Linked DNA regions of Homo sapiens: regions 1, 3, 4 and 5 are each linked to region 2. A link is a loop called in an ENCODE intact Hi-C map of the cell type or tissue named here. Cell type or tissue: endothelial cell of umbilical vein. All regions are shown on one strand. Each heading gives the region's core, and the rest is flanking DNA. Links, peaks and the distances in the headings are about the cores only.

Region 1 (6,122 bases), core at 976-4,975, 160 kb before region 2:
GGTACAGTATGTGCAAAGGCCTAGGCTGGCAAGAGCATGGCATCTCTCACAAATGACAAAGGCCAATACAGCCAAAGCACAGACAGCCAGGGAGGCATGGTAAAAGATGAGGCTGGCAGATGAGTTATGCTGTCGACTGCTGACTTTTTTAAGGGCAGTGAGAAGCCCTTTTCTTTTTTTTTTTTCATTTTGATTTAGCAATTTCCTTTTATATATATATTTTATATATATATATAAAATTATATTTTAAGTTAAGCAACCTGTTCAGTGTTTTTGGAGGAACCTCTGTAGCCAATGCATGGATTTAAGGTGGATATATAATGTTGCAGAGCTTCTTTTCCTCTGCCTCAATTCTAACAAAAACTTTGTGGGGCAAATATGATTATTTCTAAACTACAGATTGAAAAAGCAGATTCTGAGAGCATAAAGAAGTTGCTGAAGGTCAGAATTTCTTTATTTTGCCTTGTCCTGGCTTGAAGCAGCCATGAATGAAGGAAACAGGGAGAAATGAAAAAGATCACCAAATGGAACTGATGCTCACAGGGCATCCTCTCCTCTCCTGAGGCAGGAGAGGGCATAGGGCCTAACACACATAGAACCTTCTCTTGTAATCAATATTCTTCTTCCTCGTGAAAAGACTATCAGGAATCTTGTCTCTTAAAGAGCTTCTCTGCTCTGTGAATTCTAACAACTGTCTTTACTGTAGAAACTTATCCTCCTGCTGTTCCTAGTTAAAATCTGAATCTTGGATGAATAGATATACCACTGGTCTGCAAGAGCAGTAAGGCCATTCATTCATTTGCTCGAACAATTTAGGTCCATCTTTTTCACCTGTAACTGATGAGGTCGCTGCCCTGGTTTGCTGCCACATCGCTTTTCTCCCTTCTTCTCTCCTCCAGAAGAAGGATGAGAGCCCAGAGCTGTGCCTGCTGCAGGTGGAAGGGAGCAGACAAGAAGCAGTTCCTGAGCACCGACTATGCGCCAGGCTTCATGCCAGGTGCTGTTCATCCCCTATCTCATTTCATCCATACACAGCAATTCCTTTCCTGTTTTGCTGATTAAGAGATCTAAGTGGCATTTTTTACATGAAAAATACTAAACATATTAGAATCAAAGTATATGTATTCTCTATTCTGACTGCCCCCGTGCTGGATCCAACCTCATCATCTTTCACATGATAAGAACCACTTTACAGTAACTTAGACTCCGGTCTTCCTCCCAACTATTGCATCCTCCATTACCACCAGAGTCATCTGGAAAAAGCACAAACATGATTGGGTTTCTCCTCTGCTTTGAAACATTCCCTGGCTCCCCATTGCCTGAAGTTAAGTTAACAGAGAGTGAGGGAGGCATGGTACAAGATGAGGCTGGCAGATGAGTCATGCTAAAGACTGTGGACTTTTGTGAGGGCAGAGAGAATCTCTTTTAAGGCTTAAATAACCTATCTAGTGTTAAGCAGACAGTAGCTCAGTAAAGAATGAAAACAATCATGCTTGAAGCACAATAATAAAAGAGTGCTATTAGAGCAATGGCAGAGGAGGGAGGTGATTCATTATACTTTTGCTGGGGGAGCAGCAATGGGGGCGGTGAAGACTTCACAGAAGGGGGTTGGGCTGGGTTTGGTGGTGAACAGAGGGGTCCCTCTAAAAAAATTGACAGCAACCTGCACAAAGCCACTGAAAGGCAAAAGCTGTGGCTCTGGCTGCCCCAAGGACACACAGCAGCCTATAGACTCTTTCTCTCAGGACTCTACAGAGCAGCATAGCAATAAGCAATGATTTGTTATAGCTCTGCTGTCAGGCAGCTTACCTAAATGTTAGCACCCACATGAACTGCATAATGATTTCTGAAACTCAATTTCTCCACTAATACAAGCAAACAGATTTAGTTACAGTTAGAGAGGGTTTGGGGGAAAGGCAGCCTCTAGAGAGAGGCCAAGACTACCCCCTCCATCGCCCCGACTCCGTCTCTGTGGAGCACTAAAGTACTGATTTGGATCAAGACCAAGGAGGATAGAGGCTCAGGGTTGGAGCAGAGATTTCAGTGTGATAAGGAAAATGATTTAAAAAAAAAACAACCCTGGAATCTGAATGTTAGATCTTCAGCTTTCCCTTTTTTGTCTTCTACATTTGGCTTTGGAAATATCTCTTCTCTCATGAGGCTAAGGAAGGGGTATCCATGTCCTGGGAAGGTCAAGTAGACACCACAAGGGTACCACAACATAGGGGATCAGGGGAAGGGAGGCTTCATTTGTCTTCTGAGGCATTTCCTAGCCTAGACCTTAAGCTAAAAGTGCAAAGAGAGTCCTTAACATTTTCCCAGTTCTGCTCATTGGGACTAAGAGCTCTACAGAGAAATTAGGTTCAAATCACAGCTGATAATGAAAAGAAACCATTTGTTCAGGTTCATTTTCTATGTATCTTGCCCTTGAAACTTAGCAGTCCAAGGTCAGCGGTAGTTGGAGATTGTCCTTTGTCCCAAAGTTTAGAGTTGCCACCTCCCAGGACCACATAAAGAAACAGGAGGACTCAAATTCAGGTCTTGTGATTGATTTCTCTGGGGCATTGGCACTGCTAACACAGGAGCCCACAAAAGGCTCTAGAAGCACGGGCAGGGAAGCAGAGTCAGCTTCAACTCCTGCATTCATCCAGGAGCAGAGCTCCTACTGATAAATACAAATTGATGCATTCTAGGCCACCTGGGCCTCTTGGATTGCTTACTCCTGTTCTTGCAGCTTCTCTAAGCTTGGGCATGCATTTAGTCAGTCCATAAGTGTTACTTTTCGGTAGACAGGTTTTTGCAATATACTCCTAAGGAAATGAGATATGCTCATCTTCCAGAGTATTCTAACTCACTTCCTGTGGTCTTTGTTTTGTGCAGGAAATACAAGGATAAATGGAAGGCAATTCAGATAACCAGGGCTTTCAGCATGGGGCTTATTGTCAGAACTTGGAAAAAAACGTATTTATTGAGGGAAAAAGGTACAGATAAGAAAATGGCAACTCCAAGAGGTTAATAGATGATCGGTAGACGGATGTAATGTAAAATGTGAGACAGAGTATTACTCTTACTCTATATACCAACCCTACACTGTCTGTGTAACTGAACCTACAATTATATATAAATACATTTATAAATATTTACTTTCAAAATATTTATGGTAATTCAACCCTCCTCTTCAAACTCAGTGTTATAGTGCTAATTCAGGCAATTAATATCTCTTTAATTTGTCTATTACAAGAACCTCCAGCTCCTTCTTCCTCTACCTAGCCACCAGAGGGTGTATTTATCTAAAGCAAGCATGATCATATTACTACCTTGCTTAAACCATTCAATGGCTCTCTGTGATTCTATTTTACCTATTTGACTAGCCTATACTCCCCAGTTATTCAATTAAACACAAATCTAGGTGTTGCTGTGGAAGGTATTTTATACATATGATTAAAGTCCATAATCAGTTGACTTTGAATCAGGGAGATTATCCCAGCTCTTCTGAGTGGGCCTGATTCAATCAGTTGAAAGGCTGTAAGAACAGAACTGGGGCTTCCCTGATGAAGAAGAAACTCTTTCTATGTACAGAAGCTTTAGCTTATTCCCTAGATTTCCAGGCTTCTCTTCTCATAGCCTGTCCTTCAGGTTTTGGCTTGTCTAGCCTGCCCCTACAATAACTTAAGCCAATCGCTTGCATTAAATCTCTTAATATATTTATTGAGATAGATAGATATATCTTACTGGTTCTGTTTCTGTGATTGAACACTGATTTATACACTCATCATAACTCATAAGATGAGATTCAAAGGGTAGAGGCCTTTTTGACCCTGGCAAAGGTGTTTAAGCAAAACTTCTGATGAATTATTGGCTGGCCACTGAGCTATGCCAACTCAGCAGTGAACCCATGAAAGCCAGATGTAAAATTTTTTAAACAATTTTTTAGAGAGCAGCTGAGCAGCCAGCAGAGACTATACTATGAGAGAAACAGACTCCAGAGAATTCATTCAAAAAATGTCTGGGCACAGTGGCTTACGCCTCTAATCCCAGCACTTTGGGAGGCTGAGGCAGGTGGATCACCTGAGGTCAGGAGTTCAAGACCAGCCTGGCCAACACGATGAAACCCCGTCTCTACTAAAAGTACAAAAATTAGCTGTGCGCGGTGGTGTACACCTGTAATTCCAGCTACTCGGAAAGCTGAGGCAGGAATTGCTTGAACCTGGGAGGCAGAGGTTGCAGTGAGCCGAAATCATGCCACTGCACTCCAGAGTGGGTAACAAGAGCAAAACAACACTTCCAAAAAGAAAAAAAAAAAGAATTAATTCAAAAAATAAAGAAACAAACAAAAACAACAACAAATGGATTCCATTACAAGATGGCCAAATGGGAACAGCTCCAGTCCGCAGCTCCCAGCATGATCAACGCAGAAGATGGGTGATTTCTGCATTTCCAACTGAGGTGCCTGGCTTATCTCATTGGGACAGGTTGGACAGTGGGTGCAGCCCATGGAGGGTGAGCCGAAGCAGGGTGGGGTGTCGCCTCACGTGGGAAGCACAAGGGGTCAAGGGATTTCCCTTTCCTAGCCAAGGGAAGTTGTGACAGATGGTACCTAGAAAAACAGGACACTTCCACCCAAATACTGCACTTTTCCAATGGTCTTAGCAAATGGCACACCTGAAGATTATATCTGGTGCCTGAATTGGCAGGTCCCACACCCATGGAGCCTTGCTCACTGCTAGTGCAGCAGTCTAAGATTGGCCAGCAGCCTGGCAGCGGGAGGGGCAACCACCATTGCTGAGGCTTGAATAGGTAAACAAAGCGGCTGGGGAAGCTTGAACTGGGCAGAGCCCACTGCAGCTCCGCAAGGCCTACTGCCTCTGTAGACTCTACCTCTGGGGGCAGGGCATACCTGAACAAAAGGGAGCACAAACTTCTGCAGACTTAAAAATACCTGTCTGACAGCTCTGAAGAGAGCAGTAGTTCCCCCAGCATGGTGTTTGAGCTCAGAGAATGGTCAGACTGCCTCCTCAAGTGGGTCCCTGGCCCCCTTGTAGCCTAACTGGTAGACACCTCCCAGTAGGGGCTGACTGACACCTCATACAGGCAGGTACCCCTCTGGGATGAAGCTTCCAGAGGAAGGATCAGGCAGCAATATTTGCTGTTCCGCAGCCTCCGCTGGTGATACCCAGGCAAACAGGGTCTGGAGTGGACCTCCAGCAAACTCCAACAGACCTGCAGCTAAAGGACCTGACTGTTAGAAAGAAAACTAGTAAACAGAAAGGAATAGCATCAACATCAATAAAAAGGACATCCACACCAAAACCCCATCTGTAGATCACCAACATCAAACACCAAAGGCAGATAAAACAACAAAGGTGGGGAGAAACCAGAGCAGAAAAGCTGAAAAATTCTAAAAACCAGAGCACCTCTTCTCCTCCAAAGGATCGCAGCTCCCCACCAGCAATGGAACAAAGCTGGACGGAGAATGACTTTGATGAGCTGACAGAAGTAGGCTTCAGAAGGTCGGCAATAACAAACTTCTCTGAGCTAAAGGAGGATGTTCGAACCCATCGCAAGGAAGCTAAAAACCTTGAAAAAAGATTAGATGAATGGCTAACTAGAATAAACAGTGCAGAGAAGACCTTAAATGATCTGATGGAGCTGAAAACCATGACACAAGAACTACATGACACATGCACAAGCTTCAATAGCCAATTCGATCAAGTGGAAGAAAGGGTATCAGTGATTGAAGATCAAATTAATGAAATAAAGTGAGAAGAGAAGTTTAGAGAAAAAAAGAGTAAACAGAAATGAACAAAGGCTCCAAGAAATATGGGACTATGTGAAAAGACCAAATCTATGCTTGATTGGTGTACCTGAAAGTGACGGGGAGAATGGAACCAAGTTGGAAAACACTCTTCAGGATATTATTCAGGAGAACTTTCTGAACCTAGCAAAGCAGGCCAACATTCAAATTCAGGAAATACAGAGAACACCACAAAGATACTCTTCGAGAAGAGCAACCCCAAGACAATTAATTGTCAGATTCACCAAGTTGAAATCAAGGAAAAAAATGTTAAGGGCAGCCAGAGAGAAAGGTCGGGTTACTCACAAAGGGAAGCCCATCAGACTAA
Region 2 (6,122 bases), core at 1,037-5,036:
CAGCCCACAGAAGGCACTCAATAAAAAGGCATGTTGAATGAATTAATTAACTAACCTATCATCTCCAGCTTATATCTTTGAAAAAACACAGTGTTGTAGAAAGCACACTAAAAACTAGAAGATGCTTGTTCCAGGGCTACCGTAACTACATGAGTAAGTCTCCTACCACCGCATCTCAGTTTTCCCCTCTGTAAACTGAATATAGCAACATCCACCCTGATTGGTCAGCAGCTGAAATAATGCTCTCCACAAAAAGCAACCCAGCACCATGTATCTTTCTGTAGTTTGATCCATCAGTTCACATTTTCCCATCAGCTTCTCAGAATTAATCTGCCTTTTTCAGCCTGTCTGACCCTCAGGACCTTTCTAAAGACAGGTTTGATGAGTTTTCAGGTGCATGCCCCTCCCGGAAGCCAGCCTCTGGATGGAGAAAGACAATCAGAATGCCAGAAAAGGTAGTTTGCAATGAACAGACTCATCAGTGATGAAATTGTTAACTCCTGAGCAAAATTACACAGAGAACTTTACAATAACATAATAAAAGGAGAACATGAAAAATCTAAGTGCTATACAGTGACATTTAGCTACAAAAGAAGAGGCTTCCAGGGGTATCTCCTTGACAACCAAAGGCAGAGTGGAGGAAGTGTAACCTTCCATAGCCTCTTTCTGTCAAAACAAACTATGACTTCATTACATCTGTTCTAAGCGGAGGCCTCTCCGTGTTCAAAAAAAAAAAAAACAAAACATATTTATTCATTAGAACAGATTTCCTGCTCAATTTAAATGATTCAGAAATGAAAATTCTGGGAACATAGGAGAATCGGATTCAAACTATTTGGGACAGCATTGCAGCTTCACAAGGATTAGGCCCCATCTATCTCTCATTCCTTTTCTTTCACTCAAATTTCTCCACAGGCTTTGCATCCTCTTGGAATAAAATTTAAATCCTTGCAATGCTAACAAGGCCTACCTGTTCTGGCCTGGCTAACCTCCCCACCACATATGCATTTGCCACTCTGTTGTCCCCACTCACTCCACGGTAGACATACTATTCCTTAAACCTGCCAAACACAACCCCCCATCCAGACCCTTGCATCTCCTGTGCCCTCGCCCTGGAACACTTTCCACCGGAAGATTCAAAAGACTCTGACTCACTTTTTCAGTTCCCTGTTGACATGTTATCTTAACAAAAAAGACTTTCCTGGCCCTTCTATTTGAATGAGCAGCTCGCACCCCAACTCTCTTGCTTCTTTAACCCTTTTCACATTTTTCTTCTTTGCTTTTATACCATCTGACATTTTTTCCATAGGTGTATATACATATGTATTTAAACATTTATTTGCTTATGGCTTATCTCCTCTTATTAGAATGTAAGCCTTGTAAGGTAGAAACATAATTTTTATTTCACTACTCTATCCCCAGTGCCTAGAGCAGTACCTGGTGTATACTCAAACATTCCCTGAATGAATGAGTAAACCCCTCTTCCCAGCCTACCCTTTCATGGTATTCAGGCACTCTTCCTCACATACATCATGCATTGCACCTCCATGCTTATTGCTGTTCCTCCCCCTGAAATACATTTTCCCTTATTTCTGGATCCCAGAGTAATTTCTTTTTTATTTGTTTGCTTGTTTTGAGACAGGGTCTTGCTCCGTCACCCAGGCTAGAATGCAGTGGTGCCATCATAGCTCACTGCAGCCTTTAACTTCTGGGCTCAAGTGATCCTCCCACCTCAGCCTCCAGAGTAGATAAGACTATAGGTGTGCATTATCATGCTGGCTAATTTAAAAAAATATATAGAGTTGGGGGTCTTGCTATGTTGCCTAGGCTGCCAAGAGGGATTTCTGTCCAGCACACACAAGAGCTGAACTGATTGGGAGGAATGGGCAGGAGGTAGGAAGGGGGGAACTTTCCAGAAAAAGATTGCAGCAGAAAACAGTTATAATGGTGAACACAGGGAGAATTGGAAGAATAATTTACCATGGAGAAGGAGAAGGGAAAGAGTCAGAGGGGAGACACCAAGCAACCATCTCCACCAAACTCAGCCTTGTGGCTCAGACCTGCATTTAAGAGTCGGCAGGGTTGCCATCGTCTAGAACCTAGTCCTCCCTCCTCTCCATTCTTCTCATATTTCCATCCATCCAAATCTTTCTTGCTGAGATCAACATAAATGCCCACGCTGTGGCTCCTCCACTCAGCCCTTCAGAGTCATGTACCCCTGCAGCTTTAGTGAGGGCCTCCACTCAGTGTTCATGAAACCCTACTCTGTATTTGAGAAAGATTTGTGGAGTTTTCCTACTTATTTTTTTCTCCAACTAGATAATAAACTCCTTGAAAAGCGAAGATGTACAGACTTTTGAAATATGTTTCAATTTTGACTTCAATACTGACTACCATATTTCATTGAATCTAAGCTAATATAAGATACATTATTTTATATACCACTAAAAACAGAAAAATACTTCCACTTGATTGTAAGACACTGCCAATTGTAAAAAGCATCCTGATTTCAGAGATCTGAGAATGTGAAAAGGGAGCATAGAAGAATTGATGGAAGGTATGTGGTCTTAGACATGTGGTAAGCCTCTCTGAACTTCAGACTCGCCATTCATGAAATGAAAACCATACTTTTTCATTCATTCAGCAAATGTGTATTGAGTATTGTGTATTGAGTGCTTAGGTGTTGGGAACTTTTTAAGTTGAAAGGAATAGTAACTGGCTCTGGTTAACATAAGCGAAAGAGGATTTACTGGAAGGATACTGGGAGCTCAGAGAAACAGGGGCTGGAGCAGCAGGCTTGGTGATGGCAGGAAGCAGGGGAGCACCAAGGCCTGGGAAATGGAAACCATGGCAACAGCTCTCACCAGGAGGGCTCTCTGGTGAGGACAGAGATGCTGGGATTCAACTCATTCTCTTGTCCATGGATAACTCAGGAGCCTCTGATGGACGCAGCCTGCCCCCTGGTGTAGGGGTCTGGGGCAGCATCTGCTTGCTTTGGCTTCCACAGTAGGAGGCAAACACAGAATTTGCCATCCCATCAAGACCACACACAACAGAAGAGAGGAAATTCCCCAAAGTGATTTGGAACATTAGGAAGGTGAGAAAGGGAAATGGACAATATGTGGTCAAAACAGAAACCAAAAGAGATAAATTGCATAACATACTCCTAATATGTGCCAGCCACTATACCCCCAACAGTCATGGTCCCCGTTCTTATAGGGGTTACTGTTACTATCCAGTGAAAGAGGCAAATGAGAAACAAAAAGAGAGATAAAGAGAGAAAGAGAGAAGGAAGGGAAGGGAAGGGAAGGGAAGGAAGAAAAGAGAGAGGGAGGGAGGGAGGGAAAAATCCAGATACTGTCAATGAAGAAAAGACTGCTACGGGATAGAATAACTGGGGCTACTTGGCTAAATCCAGTTGCTCATTTTCAGTCCTCATTTTACATAAAACATCAACAGCTTTTGACACAGTTGATCACTCCCTCTCTGTGAAACACTCTCTTCATGCAGCTCTGGGGAAATCATGTCCTCATGGTTTCTCCTCCTTCGCCAGTTGTTCCTTCTCTTTGATGCATCCTGCCTTCATTTCCCCACCCTTAAGTCCTGGAGGGCCCCAGGGCTCAGGCCTCAGACTCCCACTTTATCTGTACTTGCTCCCTTGGTGAGTGCCTCCAATCTCAAGGTTTTAAATATCGGCATACTGAAGATGGCCAACTTTATTTATCCAGCCAGAACCCCTACACTGAACCCCAGACTCGTGTATCCAACTGAAGTCTCAACATCTCCATGGAGATGTCTAACTTAAAGTTCAAACTTATGTCTAAATCTCTTCCTCCACTTACCTCTGCCAAACCTGCCTGACCCATAGTCTTCTCATTCAGGAAACAGCAACTCCATCCTTCCAGAAACCTTGGTGTTATCTTTCGCTCCTGTCTTTCTCTCACCTCTCTCAGCTAATCCACTAGCAATCCCTGTTGGCTCGAGATATAATCACCTCTCACACCTCCACCACTGTCCCGCTGATCCAAGCCATCCTCATCTCTCCCGGACTAGTGTCATAGCCTCCTAATTGATCTCCCTGCTTCTACCCTTGCCCTCTATATTCTAACTTCAACACAATGCCTTGAGTGATGCTTAGATATCTAGATCAGATCATGTACCCCTCCTCAAAATCTCATGATGGCCCCGAAGACCTCAATCTTCCTCCTAACCTCTCCATCTTATTTCCTGGCTGTCTCATTCATTTGCTCTGCTCTAGCATGTTTCTTCCTCTAGGTTTTTGCAGCTGTCCTTGCCTGTTCCCAGAATTCTCTTTCATCAAGCTATCCACAGAGCTTCCTCTCTCACCTTCTTCAGGTCTTTACCAAAATACCATCATCTCAATCAGGCACTCCCTCACCACTATATTTAAATTAGCAACAATACCACCTCCAAACACACACTCACACATAATCCCCTTTCCAGTTCCCGTTTTATTTTCTCCATGCCACTCATCACTATCTGGTATATTATATATTTTATCTATGTGTGTGCGCCCCACTAAAACAGAAAATGCATGAGGGCAGGGATTTCCTTCACAACTTACAACACTGCCTTGCACATATTAATAGTATGCTCTCAGTAGAAATTTGTTGAATGAGCCAAGTTGCCTGATATTTCTGAGCATCAGTTGAAGAAAAATGTAGGAAACAACCCTGCCTACAATATAAAATTTACATAAAAGGCCAATGAAATAGTGTGCCTTATAAACTGAGCTACGCTGTGCACGTGTGAGGAAGAATGACAACCTGCTTTCCACATGACCACATTTTAACACCCTGCTCGCTTAGCAATCTCTCACATAGACTGAAAACATGAACATGTTTTGCTACTCGCAATACAGGTGAAAGACCAAAAAAACTGTTTCCTTCCCTCTACGATAAAGGTACATTTCCTATCCATTTCTCACCATACCCTTATTACCCTCCCCTCGCAAGCCCCCACATGAAATAGAAAGCCCCCACTGAAAATCAATGTGATTAGATAATAATAGTATTAATTAGGTCAGACACGGTGGCTCATGCCTGTAATCCCAGCACATTGGGAGGCCAAGGCAAGAGGATCCTTGTGCCCAGGAGTTTGACACCAGCCTGGGCAACACAGGGAGATCTTGTCTCTACAAAAAAAAAAAAAAATTTTCCAGGTGTGGTGGCATGCACCTGTGGTCCCAGCTACTCGAGAGACTGAGACGGGAGGATCACTTCAGCCCAGGGAGGTCAAGGCACCAGTGAGCCATGATTGTGCCACTGCACTTGAGCCTGGGTGACAGAGCAGACCCTGTCACAAAATATATATATATATATATATATATATAGTGTTAATTGGTAACATTTCTGAAAACCTATTTTTAAAGCACCCAAATATTTTAGACTTTGATAAAAGAAAGTGAAGTATCTGGTGGCCTGAGCTAGTAGGAAAGGGGGAAGAAGATAAATACAGTGGGGACAGCTGGCTGGCTTTGCTGTATAAATATTCCCTGTGGCTGAATCACAGGCACTAGCATCAAGTCAACTTCTTCCCTAGGTAAATCTGTGCTATATTCATACTGTGTGAAGCTCCAAACAAAATGAGTGCTTGGACCTATCCCACCTGAAAGGCTGGGAATACATGATCATAGCAGATAGCAATTGTACATGTTCCAATAGATGAGGAAAAGCTACTAAATAGAGAGTAATTTAATTCATTGCAGTGTATTAGGAGGGGGCTGATTTTCCGGCAGCCACATTCCATTCAGGAGCTTCCTCCCTCTCCATCTTCATGGCTTGCCTGTCCAATCAGACCAGTCAATAGCAGAAAGACTCCATCTATGTCAATGCAGTTGGGAGGAAGGATTATCAAGGAGGAGCACCTTCCAGGAGCCAAGTACTAAGAGAACCTGAAAGGGAGTCAGTCATCCTCTCATGACTCATGTGCTTCACTGATTAGATCATGCCTGGCAGGCTGCCCACAACTAAGGCTGGCAAAGAATAGAGTCTTGGAGCAGGGAAAGTGGGGATAAGGGTCACTGTGGAAATAATAATAAGAGCTACCATGTATTAAGTGCTTACTTTGTCCCAGGACTGTGCTAGATACATTATAGGCAT
Region 3 (4,710 bases), core at 1-4,000, 590 kb before region 2:
CATAACAGAATTTGGCACCTGTGCTTTCCCAGATCCCTGCAAGAATATATTTTCCAGGTTACTGAACCCAAACTGAATGTTACTCAAGACATTTTATATTAGCCCTTTTTCTCTCATGGCTTGAAAATTACTGGACTGAAAAATTCATTTGTTTCTACAGGTTTTTTTCTTACTTTCGAGGAGTAGAGGTTACTGACAATGCCCTTGTTAATGTCTACCCAGTGGGGGAAGATTACTACGCTTGCACAGAGACCAACTTTATTACAAAGATTAATCCAGAGACCTTGGAGACAATTAAGCAGGTGGGACACAGTGCTAGGTGATGTTCAGGAATTTAGAATTTGGAACTTAAAATTAATTCAACATAAATTATTCATGCTGCGAATGTATGATTCTAACTTGATGAGGACACACAGAATGACCATTCCAAGCTCCAAATGGACTGCACTGATTGCCTCTGTCTATGATGCTTTCCTGCAATTGGTGTAATTTGGTGAAAAGAACATGAGAGCCACATTAAGTTTCAAATCCTAGCATTGTCAACAATGACTAGCTATTTGACATAGGACAAACATTGTTTCTTCATCTCTAAAATTTTAAACACTTACATGGATTGGAGAGAACCCATATAAAATGCCTAACATATTCATTCATTCATTCATGACACAAATACTTATCAAGTGCTTTCCATATTCAGAATTTATGCTAGATGCAAGGGATAGATCAATGAGTAGGGTAACATGGTCCCTGCCTTTCATAGCTTTTATAAGCTAGCATGAACCTGGTAAATACTGGGTGCTCAAAAAATTATAGCTACTGATACTGAAAATCATGCTATTTATGGTTCTAGGCAAGTATGTTGCACTAATTTGCCCCTTCTTATAGATACTTCTTATTAGAAATAAAGCTATATCTTGAATGAAATAGCATAGAACAAAATTTCAGCAATATTTGGAAGTGACAAATTTTATGGAGAACTTAGGGAATCTCAATGCAGCAGTCCTTAGATACACATTTTGAACCAATATTTACTAAGATACACCTATTTACAAGGCATTGTTCTTGTCTTCAGGTGACTTAATGTCTAGGTGGAGAAATCAAATATGTAACTGTAATAGGACAAAGAATATGACGAGTCTTTTAAGAAGGAAAATCTTTTAAGAAAGCATAAATACGAAAGGAATTACTTCTGGAAGTAGTTGGCAATGCAAGGTGGGACAGGTGAAAGAAGGCTTAAAGGGAAAGGCTTTGGGCTGGAAGTTAAAAGAGAGGGATGATTTCAGTGAATTTAGAGAAAGGATATGCTAGATGGAGGGGGTAAAGCGATCAAAAGCATGGAGGTAGAAGGTGTTCATGAAAACTGGAGAATAATCTCCTTGGACTAGACTTGCAGCATTTCTCAGTGGAGGTATTAGTATGACATTAGGCAGGGGGTGACTCATCATCATGGAGACGTCCCACACATGGGAGAGGTTTGGCATCCCTGGCCTCATCCACTAAACACCAGTCATGTTTTCAATCATTATACAAACCCAAAACGCTCCTGACATTTCCGTATCTTCCCCTAGGGGGCAATAACACTCCCAGTTGAGAACTAGTTGCCTAGAGTAGTTAATGTCAAGGGGAATATTGAGACACAGGGTAGGATGAAATTAAAAGCTTGAATAATTGGCTATACATTTGGAATATGTTGTTTAGCTAATGGGAAGCTACTGAAAGTTTTTGCTCAAAGAAGTAGTATGAGTAGGGCTATATTTTCAGATGTTTATTTGGGGAGCCATGTGTGGGCTGTACGGGAAGGCAAAAGAGATACAGTATAGCTGGGAGACCAAGAGGTGAAACTAAAAGCCAGAACCACAAATGCAGTACTGGTAAAAATAAGAAGAAAAAAAATAGTCTCAACATTGAGTCTCAATAGCACAAGCTGATCTATAATTCTCAACAGACTATTTACTATGTCTTAACATACACTCCCCATAGCTCTTTCTTGTTTATGTTGTGTGTGTGTAACCATATACAAGTGTGTGTGTAGCTCCTTTAGAGAAGAACAAAAGCTGAGTTTCTAAATCATTCATTTGACTTTGATAGGGAATCTGTATTACAATTACATGATATTTTAATTAGAAATATAGAAGCTATGGTATGGCTGCAGAATAGACTTTATTAGGAGTCAGGTTCCACTGTTACTAGCACTGTAAAATGTAATTTTAAAAATGTGAAATTTTTGATTGTTTACTGTTATTAACCAGTGCCTTTGCCTCCAGCCTGATTCCCTTAAATACAATTTATTTAAGGCAGCAGTAGCAATTTTTTAAAATATAAATATGAAAGTATTACTCCACCTAGGGAATCCATAACTTCCCAAATAAAGTCCAAGCGAAGGTCTTTGTGGCTGGCCCACTCTTATTTCGCCTCCTCTACGCATGCCCTTCATGGCAGCCAGGTTAAATGACTAGTAATGGCCAAACAGCACACATTATTTCACAAGTCTATGCATTTACATTAGGATTCCCACTCCCTGGAATACACTGTCATCCTGCTCCACTTGGCTAACTCCACGCACCTTTCAAACATTAGTTGGAGTCATGTTTCTCAGGAAAACTGCCTCATCCCTCAGTCTGGGCTAGATGGCGCTTCTCTACGATGCCATTGCACACTCACAGTGCTTTACACCGGCTTATTGGTCTAATGCAGGGCTGTCCAATAGAACTTTCTGCAATAATGGAAATGCTCTATAACTGTGCTATCCTGGTGTTATTAAGCACTTGAAATGTGGCTAATGTGACTGAGGAGCTGAATTTGAAGTTCTATCTAAAAATTAGTGGTCCTGTATTAATAGAACAGCACGGGTCTAGAATGAAGTTCTTGAAAGCAAAGATCTTCTCTCTCCTGAGCCCTGATACAGTGCCTGGCACATAGTGAAAGCTCAGAGTATTTGATAAATGATTGACTGAATAAATGAATATCTTGCCTATTATTTAAATAAGGTTGCTAAAATGTCCTATGCTTTAAAAAAATCTCCCTAATTAATTGGAAATAATTTTGGTTAGATAAATATATATTCCAGTAATTATTCATTCAATAACTCTTTACCAAGTAGGTCCCAGGTGGAAATCTAGTGCTGATTTATCTAGCTCTTTATCCTTAAACAAGACACTTGATCTCTCTGGAACCCCAATTTATCCTTCTGCAAACAGAGATTTGTGTTACATTTGTAGTTCTAAACTTCTTATGAGACATAAAATTGAATTAAATGCTGTATGCTTTTGCCAGAAATGTTTATATTTAATTAAAAGAGATCCATGGTTCTCCTAAAGTCTATTTAAATTAAGACTTTCTATACTAGATGAAGCTTGAAGTCCCTTTCAGTTCCAAACTCATACAGTACCATGTGCAAGACATATAGTTGGTATTTACATAGTACCATACGAAATTGACATTTTTGGAAATCAGCAATTATTAAATGTTAGCAATCTTATACAATTAAATCTAATACAATAATAAGAGTATAAAGAAGTCTGAGGACTCAAACTTATGGTTTCAGGTCAATCTGCATATGCTAAAAGAAAAGTAACTAACCAGAGCACTGTATGGTATACATCAAATAAAGAGATGTCACAGGTAACTCCAGATTCAGACACATGAGGGGGCATTATGTTCTGCATGAAGGTGGGAACTCAAGGTGAAAGAGGGTAGAATCCAGAGAGATGGGAAGAAAGAGAAGTGCACTTAGGATGAGAGTTCAAGGGGTAGTGATGACCTCAGACCTAGGGACAAAGGTATAATGTATCTTCCTTCTCTCAACTGGAGGACATTCACTTTACTTCCGTAGGTTGATCTTTGCAACTATGTCTCTGTCAATGGGGCCACTGCTCACCCCCACATTGAAAATGATGGAACCGTTTACAATATTGGTAATTGCTTTGGAAAAAATTTTTCAATTGCCTACAACATTGTAAAGATCCCACCACTGCAAGCAGGTGAGTTTACCAATCTGTCCTCTTCTGAAAATAAGTGTCTATATTGTGAGAAAGTTACTGTATTGTGAGAAAGATAAGAATGTCAGAATAGCATTTTGTGCATAGTTAAATTACTCTCAGACTTCAGAAGTACTGCCCTCATCCCTACCCTATAAGGGGCCTAATGCCCAAGGGCATCATATCAAAGGATGACGACTTGAAAATATAGAAAGCAAGTGTCCAAGTTCTCTTCTAGAATATTAAAAATGTAGTACATATATATATATGGATTTGATCATATACAATTAGGATTCAAACTTAGCAAACATTTATTGAGCACTTATTCATGTGCTAGGCAAAATTAAATTAAATAAGCATGTATGTGTGCATAATAGCATACATACATATATGAGAGTGTACTAAATATGTTGCGCTTAATTCCCAAAACTACAAACAAATCTGTTATCTCATAGAAGTACTATAGAAAAAGAACTACAGCAAAAAGAGTGTACCCTAGAATTCTCCATTCATTCTTCATTTATTGCCAGGTTCATTGTTCACCACCTTGATGATGGAATTATTTGAATGTATACAGATTTTTGTTTAGTATTATTTAGTACAGTTCTCAAAGTGTAGTCCTTGGACCAAGACCATCACCTAGGAAACTGTTAGAAATACAAATCTTGAGCCTTGTCCTGGGCAGACTGAATGAGAAATTTTGGGAGTGGAGCCTGCAATCAGTATTTTAAGA
Region 4 (6,122 bases), core at 1,152-5,151, 490 kb before region 2:
TGATACAAGAATACATATTACTGAGCTGGTCATCTCTTGGTATTAAAAACTACTGATTCCTTGATCTTACAGTGCCTTTCACCAACAGGCCATGTAAAAAACTGCTTCATAGAACAGTCCATCCAGACTGGCTCAGTCTTCACCCAGGAAGATATAAATTCCTCTCATATGATTAAGTTGCACATATATTGACACTAAGCATGTCCTTGAGGTCTCACACCTCAGTCTCTACAGAACAGAAGGTGAAACATATGCAGAGAGGACATAAGGCAAAGAGATGTCAGGTTGTTCTCCGGTGGAACTGATCCCACTTCATGCACAGCAGGTTGCTCCACAGCTGGGGCTGGAACAAGAGGCCAAAGACCTCAAAGATAGGTGAGAAGCACCCAAAAGGTGTTTAATACAATAAGAAATGCTCCAAATATATAATGCACAATTAAGAGGGAAGCAAAAGCCTTGCCAAAGATATCATGCCATGAAAACAGCAGTTGGAGGATGTTTGTGCTTTGACTCTAAACATTAATTATCACTTCTCATTTAACAAGACAACTAGTTGTAGGTTTCTTTTGTATTTCCTAGTTGAAAATAGATTGCTTCAGACTTGCTAGTCATCTTAGAAATTAGATTTCTTCTTTTTTTCTAAATTAATTTTGTTTACCTTTGCCAAATCAACGACATATTATAATTGGCTGAATAAACAGTGTTGTTTGTTTTAAAGAATTAGGATTTTTGTTTTTCAAGCTGATTCATTTTGAAATACTTATAACTTTTCCTGCAATATTAGAAACAGGGCCGGGTGTGGTGATTCACGCCTGTAATCCCAGCACTTTGGGAGGCCAAGGTGGGTGGATCACTTGAGGTCAGGAAGTTCAAGACCAACCTGGCCAACATGGTGAAACCCCGTCTCTACTAAAAATAAAAAAATTAGCCAGGTGTGGTTGTGGGTGCCTGTAATCCCAGCTACTCAGGAGGCTGAGTCAGGAGAATTGCTTAAACCCAGGAGGCCAAAGTTGCAGTGAGCCAGGATGGCGCCACTGAACTCCAGCCTGGGCAACAGAGTGAGACTCTGTCTCAAAAATAAATAAATAAATAAATATTTTAAAATAAATTAATTAAATTAAGTGCTTTCAAAAGTCAAAACAATACAAAAAAAGTAGACACAAAAGTGTCACATCCTTCTATATTCCCTCTACCTCATTCATCTCCACCCCCAACAATCCCTTGTAGATAACCAGGTTTATTGTTTTATGATTTATACATTCTGTTTCTTCATGTAAATATAGGCAAATATATGTATATTTCATTTTCCCTTCTGCCTTACATGGAACGTAACATACTCTAAATGCAGCTTTTAGAAAATTCCTAATAAGCATATTCCCATATATTTTATCTTTTAGAAAAACAACCCTTTACATAATAAGATTTGATCCTTATAAGAATTACTGTATTTCCTTTCTTCTGAATCGTCACACTCTTTTTTCTGAATCCTTCTTTTCTACCTTTAAGTATATTCAGATCTCTTTCATCAGGAAAACGTAAAAACTAAGTAAGGGCAAAATATTTAGTGGAATATTTTCAAAATTCCATTTATAAAACACTGGTTCCCTAAAACATCAACAGCTGTTCAGAATTGTTTTCCACAATGCAATGCATATCTGCAAACTGAAAGTCCAGAGAAGTACAATAATAGACTGCGTTAATTTAATTAAATATTTCCCCAGCATATTTAATCATGGAATCATTTTTCTGCCAAATACCTGTTAACATCCCATGGAATGAGGAAGTACTCCTGGGAACATTACTCGTCACTCATTTGAATCAGGTCTTTTTAGACTACCAGTCATTCCTTATTGCTAAATGCAGTAGGCTTTCTAGAGGTCTTACTCTCTTTGCCTTGCTCCCAGTATTACAATATCTGGTCAAAATGGATTATTCCGTTTCCCCAATCGCTCTCACACTTTTCCTCATGCAGTTAACTCTTCCTGGGTGCCTTTTATTATAAGATCACTAACCTTTTGAAATCCTAACAGTCCTTCAATGTCTGTCGATGCCACTTCTTCCATGTTGGCTTTTAACTTTTTTTTTTTTTTTAGATGGAGTCTCGCTCTGTCAGCCAGGCTGGAGTGCAGTAGCATGATCTCAGCTCACTCCCTGCAACCTCTACTTCCCGGGTTCAAGCGATTCTTCTGTCTCAGCCTCCCTTGTAGCTGGGATTACAGGTGCCTGCCACCACGCCCGGCTAATTTTCGTATTTTTAGTAGAGACAGGGTATCACAATGTTGGCCAGGCCGGTCTCGAACTCCTGACCTCAGGTGATCCGCCCACCTCAGCCTCCCGAAGTACTGGGATTACAGGTATGAGCCACTGAGCCTGGCCTTAATTTTTTAACTTAAGTTAATTTTAGCTATGGTCGAAACGATCTTGTATTTCATTGTGTATTTATCAAAAAACATATATTGTCTATATAGTGTTTGGAAAACATTTGACAGGGATTAAAATCTTTTATATCTACCAGTATATTCTGAGAACTTGATACTTCGGCTTGAGGGAACCCTACTTATTGTTGGTAGATCCCAATATCATTACCAAAGAGGCATGCAACCTGGAAAAAGTAATCTAAAGTAGTCATAAGAAAGTATCTTCGGCCGGGCACGGCGGCTCACGCCTGTAATCCCAGCACTTTGGGAAGTCGAGGCGGGCGGATCACGAGGTCAGGAGATCGAGACCATCCTGGCTAACGCAGTGAAACCCCGTCTCTACTAAAACAATACAAAAAATTTAGCCGGGCTTGGTGGCGGGTGCCTGTAGTCCCTGCTACTCGGGTGGCTGAGGCAGGAGAATGGTGTGAACCCGGGAGGCGGAGCTTGCAGTGAGCCGAGATCGCGCCACTGCACTCCAGCCTGGGCGACAGAGCCAGACTCCGTCTCAAAAAAAAAAAAGTATCTTCACTGGAGAATTACTGTGAGAAATAGAAATAACTTTGCTCATGATAGCCTATTTGTGATTGTTCCTTAACATTCTTAATAAATGACTAAAAAGAGTTGCGATGTAACAGACCAGATTCTAATCCTGATTTTGTCAATACCTTGAACACATCATTTCATCTCTCCAGGTCTCCCCGCCCCGTTCCTGCCTAGAGCTAGGTGAGGAAGCTTGTGCCCTCTGACTCCAAGCCAACCTGAGTATTTAAGTCCCCGGCCTGTCGCATCTTGGGTGGGTTTAGGCCCATTCCGTATGTGGCCACTAGCTGGCAGGATTGCCACATGGTGTGCTTGGCCACTCCCCATCTGCACCTTCATCTTTTCCAGGAAGGATTCGCCCTCAGGCTGATTCTGGACCAAAACAAACAGAACATTCCACCTGGCAGCAGCCAAGTCCCCAGCACTATTGTGCCAAGGAGACTCTTTGATTTGCCTCAAGCCCAGAGAATAAACTACGATTCCAGGGGACAGCTGACTCCAGCCCATCTACCATGCTCCAGTAGAGACCTTCAGGTGACCCAGGTCAACACCAAGCCACCCTCTGGAGGATCTGATGCTGCCTCAGAAACAACACCTCATGCCTCATCAGATACTAATGGAAATGTGGGATACAGGCTTTTAATATGTGGCAATCACATTAATTTCTCTGATCCTCAATTTATTGCTTTGTAAAATGAGTGTGAGCTGGGTTTCTGAACTGTGTCTCCCAATGCTACAGGCAGTGTAGGATCCTGGGAAGAATATGGTGTTTTTGAACACAGATGTGCTTTTGTGTTTTTGTTTTTGTTTTTGTTTTGTTTTTTTGACAAAGTCGCTCTGTCACCAGGCTGGAGTTCAGTGGCGTGATCTCTGCTCACTGCAACCCCCGACTCCCTGGTTCAAGCGATTCTCCTGCCTCAGCTTCCTGAGTAGCTGGGATTACAGGCGTGTGCCACCACGCCCAGTTAATTTTTGTATTTTTAGTAGAGACGGGGTTTCACCATGTTGGCCAGGATGGTCTCGATCTCCCGACCTCGTGATCTGTCCGCCTCGGCCTCCCAAAGTGCTGGGATTACAGGCGTGAACCACCGCACCCGGCTGATGTGCTTTAAATCCCATCCTTGCCATTTATATGATTCTGATGGGTTCAGGACACATTACCCCAAGGTATAGCAGCTTGGTATCTGAGAAAACAGCAGAAGCAGGAAAGTCTCTCATTTTCTCCTCACCTTTCCCCAAAGCAGGTGATAAGATCCTCATTCCAGGGGTATCCTCCTAATGTCCAGAGAAAAGGAACTACTCTACCTCTGAAGAGATAGAGAATAATCTGAACAAACAGACCTTGTTAAGTTTCCCCAGTTTGTTACCATTACATCATACCCCCTTTGTCCGATACTTCACCACAACTGTCCATTTCTTCATCAAACTTAGTATAAAAATCTGTTTCCTTGTGTCTTTGGGTTTTCATTTCTGAAAGTTCCTGTGTCACATAAAACTTGTATTACATAAATTCGTATGCTTTTCACTGATTAACCTTTTATTATAGATACCTCAGCTATAAACTCTGGAGGTGCAAGAAAAGATTTCTTCTCCCCTACAAACCTGATCATGTTTTCTAAGATTTTTCTTTAGGAAAATGCAGCTATGAAATTTATTTCACAATGTTTTCTGAGGGTGAAAAGAAATCGAGTTAGTGAAAGAGGCACATAGAGTGCTCAATCATGATGCTAATTCCCATCCTTGATTACAAAAATACAAACCTACATATTCCATAGTCATTAGAAACTTGTACACACACAGAAAAAGGACAAGATAAATATATATTAAACTCTTAAAGTTTTTATTTCTAGAGATTAACATTGAAGTGATTAACATTTTCTTCATTATGCCCCCCGTAGTTTCCAAATTTTCTAAAATAAACCTTTATGACTGTTATTACTTTTTCTTGTGGTAAATGATACATAACATAAAACTGGCCATTTAAAACATTTTTAAGTGTATATCTCAATGGCATTAAGTACATTCATCCCCTTGTGCAACCATCATCACCATTCATGTCTGGAACCTTCTTATCACAAACAGATACTCTTTACGCATTAAATCATAAATCCCTATTCTCCCCCGCTGCCCCATCCATTAAAGACATGGATGTCTTTAATGTTCATCCATGTCGTGGCATGTATCAGTTCATTCCTTTCTAAGGCTGAATAATAGTCCGTGTGTATATACCACATTTTGTTTATCCATTCATCCATCTGTGAATATTTTTATTGTTTCTGTTTTTTATCTATTGTGACATAGGAATGCAAACATCTGTTTGAATCTCTGCTTTCAGTTCTTTTGGGTCCATACCCAGAAGTGGAATTGCTTGATTATATCATAATTCTGCGTTTAATTTTTTGAGGAACTGTACTGTTTTCCACAGTGGCTCTGCCATTTTACATTTCTACAAGCCATGCTCGCAAAGCTTCCAATTTCCTCACATCCTTGTCAACACTTGTTATTTTTCGTTGTTTTGTTTCTAATAGCCATCCTAATGGGTGTGAAGTATAACTGATCATTGTAGTTGTTGCATTTCCCTGATGTGTTGACTTGCATTTCCCTAATGATTAGTGATGTTGAGCACCCTTTCATATTGTTGTTACTTTTTTAAAAGCTTCTATTTTGTAAAGATCTATTTCTCTAAGTGCTTCTCAAACTTTAATGTGCTTCTTAATATCCTCCAGGTCTTATTAAAATGCAGATTCTGATAGAGCAAGTTGGGATGGGCATTAGATTCTGCATGCCTAACAGTCTCCCAGGTGATCTTCAGGTCACACTTTGATTAGCAAGCCTCTAGGCTAGAAGAGGGACCCAGCCAGTCTTGAGTATCATACTTATTTGCACCTGGCCACCCATCTTTATCTTTGCAACAAAACTTTCCAGGTCTGGTTTATCTTCTCTCTCAAGGGTCATAAGGCCAAAGAAGCAGAACACAGATTTTCTCAAACTTAAGTCTGTGTGGCATAGAGCACTGGTGGCAAGGAGAATTAGAAGTCAACATATGCAAGCAGGACATTTAGACCCTTCATTTTACTCTATGGTGAGTAACTAAAAGAGAGGTTTTTCTAAGTGGATAATTTGTGGAGCAGAATAAAACAATCATACCAATTATCAGCTAAA
Region 5 (4,000 bases), core at 1-4,000, 260 kb before region 2:
CTGCGGACAGTTCACCTGGGAGCATATTGTAAAGTGCAGTTTCTTACTCAGAAGGGCTTGGGAAGGGCCTGAGACGATGCATTTCTAACATGCTCCCTGGAGGTGCTGATGCAGCTGCTCCACACACCAGACTTGAACAGTGAGGCTTGCGGCAATATTTCTAAGAGATGTGTCTGCCACGTCCCCTACCCAAGGGGGTCCCATGCCATCCCTTTTACAGCCCTAACACCTGCCAAAGTGCTTGGATCATATGAAAAACAGACTTGGCCAGGAGCTGAAGTGGAGGCTCATAAGGGCAGAATTTCTGTCTGTTTTGTTCTCAGGTATATTTCCAGAAACTAGAACTGTGCCTGGAACACAGAGTGGCTCAGTAATTACCTGGGGAATGAGTAGATTACTAGGGTCATTCAGCAAAGAGATGCCCTTTTCCAGGAATTTTCTGGCATTCACTGTTCTGAGTGGTGGTAGATTTGAGTCCAGGGCTTCTGCAAACTCACCAAAGGTCCTTTGCATCCAAAGCATCTCTTTCTCAAACTCATAAATCTGACTCAACAACCTATCTATAAGGCCTCCACCTATAAGGATACGGATATTTTTACGGACATGCGAGGTTGGATGACTCAGGATATGAGTAAGCCCAGAGCTTCAGCCAATATGGTCTCAGAGTGACAGATGGAGAGAGAAGGCTTCCTGTGGTGGGACTAAGGAGCATGGGCCTCAGGCTGACCAGCGTCCCCAGAATGAAGGGCTTTCTTTAAGATGGGGCCAAGGCGTTCCAAGCCAAGTTCGTGGGCAGCTAACTAAATGAGGTTCATGGATTTGGCCTCAACCTTGTTCTGACGCTCTCACTGCCAACCTAGGCAGGGAGCCAAATTCCTTGCTCTTTAACAGTTTGTCTGTTTGTTTTGGTCCAAGAGGCCAGGAAGAGAAGATATTTGTTTCCATGGTAATTGCTTGGAATGATTCTTAAGTAGAGGAGCCTGAAGGGCAAGTCTTCTCATTAGGTTTCCACCTTCAAGGAACTTAAAATCTTCTTAACAATCAAGGTTCCCAATACATGAACCGTGCAGTCGGTGACCAATGGGAGGTACAAGGACACTTTTCAGTAACTCCTGATTGGGGGCAATTGAGAGGGCTTCCCAGAAGACTGAAAATGAGCCGAGCCTTGAAAGAGTTGGATAAAAGGTGAGGGTAAGGGAAGAGTATGAGAGTGTGGAGATGCAACTTCACAAGCATTATTTGGGTGGCAATGACTAAAGTAGCCTGTTTAGCAGAGAGTCTGGGGTGCAGTGAGTAGAAAAGCAACTTGGAACCGGAGTGTACACAGCATTGAATGTCAGGCCGTGGAGGCTGGACACCTGGGCCCATTCTTTAGAACTAGAGCGTGAGAAGTAGGTGGGACCCACACATTTTGCTTTTGGGTTCAGGCAACCATGGGGAGACAGCCTCCTGAATGAAGCCAAGAGGAGACTGCTGAATTGGTAGAGAATGAGAGGGTCCAGCCAGTAGGTACTGTTGTACAGCTAGTGCACTGCATAAGAGCACCTGGCCAGGAGAGCAAGTAAGGACAGAAATACAGTTGTCACTCCTCTCATCAATCTATGCACCCTAGCATGGGCTGCCTTCTCCCAGAGGGACTTCTTCTCTGTCCACAAAGACATCTGCACAGGCTGGCGCTGACCCAGTTGGCTCAAGCCACAGCCAGCGAATGTTTTCTCCTTGTGGCCAAGGCATTTTCTTAGAGCAATGAATACTGTACATTCCCAGAGTGTCCCAAGGAGGGCACTGCTTAGCTTTGAACAGAACGATAAAGCACTGCATGCACGGTTCTGAGAATGCAGTTAGTACCAGAGCAAGCCAGTTTTCTGCTCCTGCTGGCTGTCAGAACAAGGGAGCAAATGGTTGGTAATAGTACACTTCAATTGAATTCAACTAAATCTTCTTCTGGCAAGGAGGGGCAGCCCCCCAAGCAGGACATACACCAGAACAGAGCATCTCATCTGCAGCCCTAAAGATCCTAAAGTTTGGACAGCAGCCATCTGACCTGTGGGTTTGGGTGGAGACCTGCATGCTTCATAAAGTATCCAAATGTTTCCCGACCCACCAGCAAACATCATGTATGTGTAGAGAGATGTAAAGGGCTCGTTCAAAGGACTGTTATAGAGAGGATGTTTCTCAATAGGGGCACACTGGCATTTAGGGTGCAACTGTCTCACACATTGGAGGATATTTAGCCAGCAGGGTCCCCCAGTCCTTGTGACAACCAAAAAAATCCCTCCTCCGTGTTTAAATGCTGCATTGGAAAGGTTGAATCCAAATGAGAACCGAGCAGCCCTTCTCTCTACAGAAAAGACAGCAGGCCCGGTGATTTGGCCAAGACCACAAGGCTGGGGAAGAAAAAACAAGAATTAGTACCCAGGTTGCCCACTCCTTACCACTTGTCACCAGCTTCTCCCACCAGTGTGGTCCTTCTTTCTCCCAGCCTTAGTTATTCTCTAGGTTTCTGCATTGAAACCACAGAACATGCTAGAACCAAGTGATGTAGTTCATCTATGGTCCCCAAAGGCTTATATAAAGCTGTCTTAGCTCAGGCTACTATAACAAAAATACTATAGATGGAGTGGCTTAAACAACAGACATTTACTTCCTACTATTCAGGAGGCTGGAAGTCTTAAGACCACGGTCAAGATTAATCTAGATATGAATTCCTTATGTTTTCATTTATGGTATCTTTGATGATTTGTGTAGTTGATTTACCAATGTTTTCTTTTTTAATGGGTACTTGTGTCTTTCAAAAAAATTCTTTAAATAAATTTCAAGATTATAAAAATATTCTAAATTTCTTCAAAAAGTTTTAAGACTTTGCCTTCCATATTTAAGATTCTGTTCCATCAAAAATTAATTTTTGTATGTAAGAGAATAAGGAGCCTCTTTAATTTTTTTCCTATATGGATAACTAATGCTCTCAGCACCATTTATTGAATAAGCCACTCATGATCTACAACACAATATCCTTTATCGAGCAAATATATATATATATACACACATATATATACAAACATATATATACATACACATACACACACATATATATATGGAGAGAGAGAGAGAGAGAGAGAGAGAGAGAGAGACAGAGATTTTTGGGGGCTTCTTAGTCTGTTCCACTGGCTAATTTGATTATCCTTACCTCAAAACCATACTGTTTTAATTACTTTAGCTTTTTAATAAGGCTTGCAATCTAGAAAAGCACATTCCTTCATCCTGTTTGTCCTCAGAATGTCTTGGCTCTTCTTGGACATTTGGTTTTTTATTTAATGCAATAATAATATGTCACTGAAATTATTGAGACTTTTATTTTCTTTGCAGAAAAATTTTAGACTACCATTTTAATTTATTTAATGATTATAAGGCTATTTAGGTTTTCCATTTCTTCAATTGGTTTCACAAGTTATATTTTTCTGGGCATTTTAAATTGTTTCCAATGTATAGACATAAAGTAGTGTAGATTATTCTTGCTATCTCTTTTGGCACTTAAAATATTTTTTCAACTTAATTTTAAATTAAATTTTTTAAAAATCTTTTTAAAATTTAATTTTGCCTATCTGTAGATATATTCCTTTGTTCATACATATTTATACCTTCACTTTTCTCAATCTTACTAAAGATTAATCTAATAGTCTTTTTAAAGAATTTTTGATTTGGTAGTTCTTCTATTTTATCTTTAATTCCTACTAATTTATGCCTCTTACTGTATTTTTTTTTTTTTTTTTTTTTTTTTTTTACTTTTTGTGTTGTGTTCCAGTGCAAATTCAGTTGATTCAATGATTTCCCCACCATCAGTTTAGGATTTGGTTTTCTTAGCTCTGGTAACATTGTTATCAATTCTTCATTTATATTCCATTTTCCAGAAGTTTGTTGCTGGTATCTCATCTCATATTTTGCCCATTCTTGTGGGTTTATATGATTGTTTAAAATCCCTTTGCTGTAGTTTTAATAAGTT

The links. Hi-C counts contacts between places; a loop is a spot of excess contacts. Peaks named below come from ENCODE experiments on the same cell type or tissue, not always from the same donor. Only the 100,000 strongest peaks of a DNase experiment are listed, where the experiment ranks them.
Region 1: a loop joins it to region 2, with 12 times the contacts of the local background. A loop is called at or near these places in 50 of 110 quality-filtered maps.
Region 3: it touches region 2 in a loop (11-fold over the local background); 4 of 110 quality-filtered maps call a loop at or near these places.
Region 4: it touches region 2 in a loop (12-fold over the local background); 61 of 110 quality-filtered maps call a loop at or near these places.
Region 5: a loop joins it to region 2, with 15 times the contacts of the local background. A loop is called at or near these places in 88 of 110 quality-filtered maps.

What each region holds. Positions count from the first base shown.
Region 1 is chr1:68,007,454-68,013,575 of GRCh38, reverse strand. The region is part of intron 1 of GNG12-AS1 (GNG12, DIRAS3 and WLS antisense RNA 1); the gene reads right to left. Among named protein-coding and RNA genes, the nearest start is that of DIRAS3, 40 kb to the left of the region's middle. In endothelial cell of umbilical vein, for the core only: a CTCF peak has its summit at 3,267 (motif pointing right); a DNase peak (open chromatin) is centred at 3,305.
Region 2 is chr1:67,850,655-67,856,776 of GRCh38, reverse strand. All of the region lies in intron 1 of GNG12-AS1 (GNG12, DIRAS3 and WLS antisense RNA 1), which reads right to left. Among named protein-coding and RNA genes, the nearest start is that of GNG12, 20 kb to the right of the region's middle. In endothelial cell of umbilical vein, for the core only: a CTCF peak has its summit at 2,967 (motif pointing left); DNase peaks (open chromatin) are centred at 1,136 and 2,926; H3K27ac peaks cover 967 bases.
Region 3 is chr1:68,440,123-68,444,832 of GRCh38, reverse strand. RPE65 (retinoid isomerohydrolase RPE65) reads left to right here. Exons shown (of 14, transcript NM_000329.3): 4 at 1-57; 5 at 161-302; 6 at 3,833-3,980. The region is part of intron 1 of LOC124904198 (a long non-coding RNA gene); the gene reads right to left. Among named protein-coding and RNA genes, the nearest start is that of RPE65, 7.5 kb to the left of the region's middle. In endothelial cell of umbilical vein, for the core only: a CTCF peak has its summit at 1,572 (motif pointing right); a DNase peak (open chromatin) is centred at 1,582.
Region 4 is chr1:68,340,059-68,346,180 of GRCh38, reverse strand. No RefSeq gene overlaps it. Among named protein-coding and RNA genes, the nearest start is that of RPE65, 110 kb to the left of the region's middle. In endothelial cell of umbilical vein, for the core only: a CTCF peak has its summit at 3,248 (motif pointing right); a DNase peak (open chromatin) is centred at 3,240.
Region 5 is chr1:68,109,789-68,113,788 of GRCh38, reverse strand. The region is part of intron 6 of GNG12-AS1 (GNG12, DIRAS3 and WLS antisense RNA 1); the gene reads right to left. It also overlaps a transcript of WLS not described here. Among named protein-coding and RNA genes, the nearest start is that of DIRAS3, 61 kb to the right of the region's middle. In endothelial cell of umbilical vein, for the core only: a CTCF peak has its summit at 1,765; DNase peaks (open chromatin) are centred at 658 and 1,768.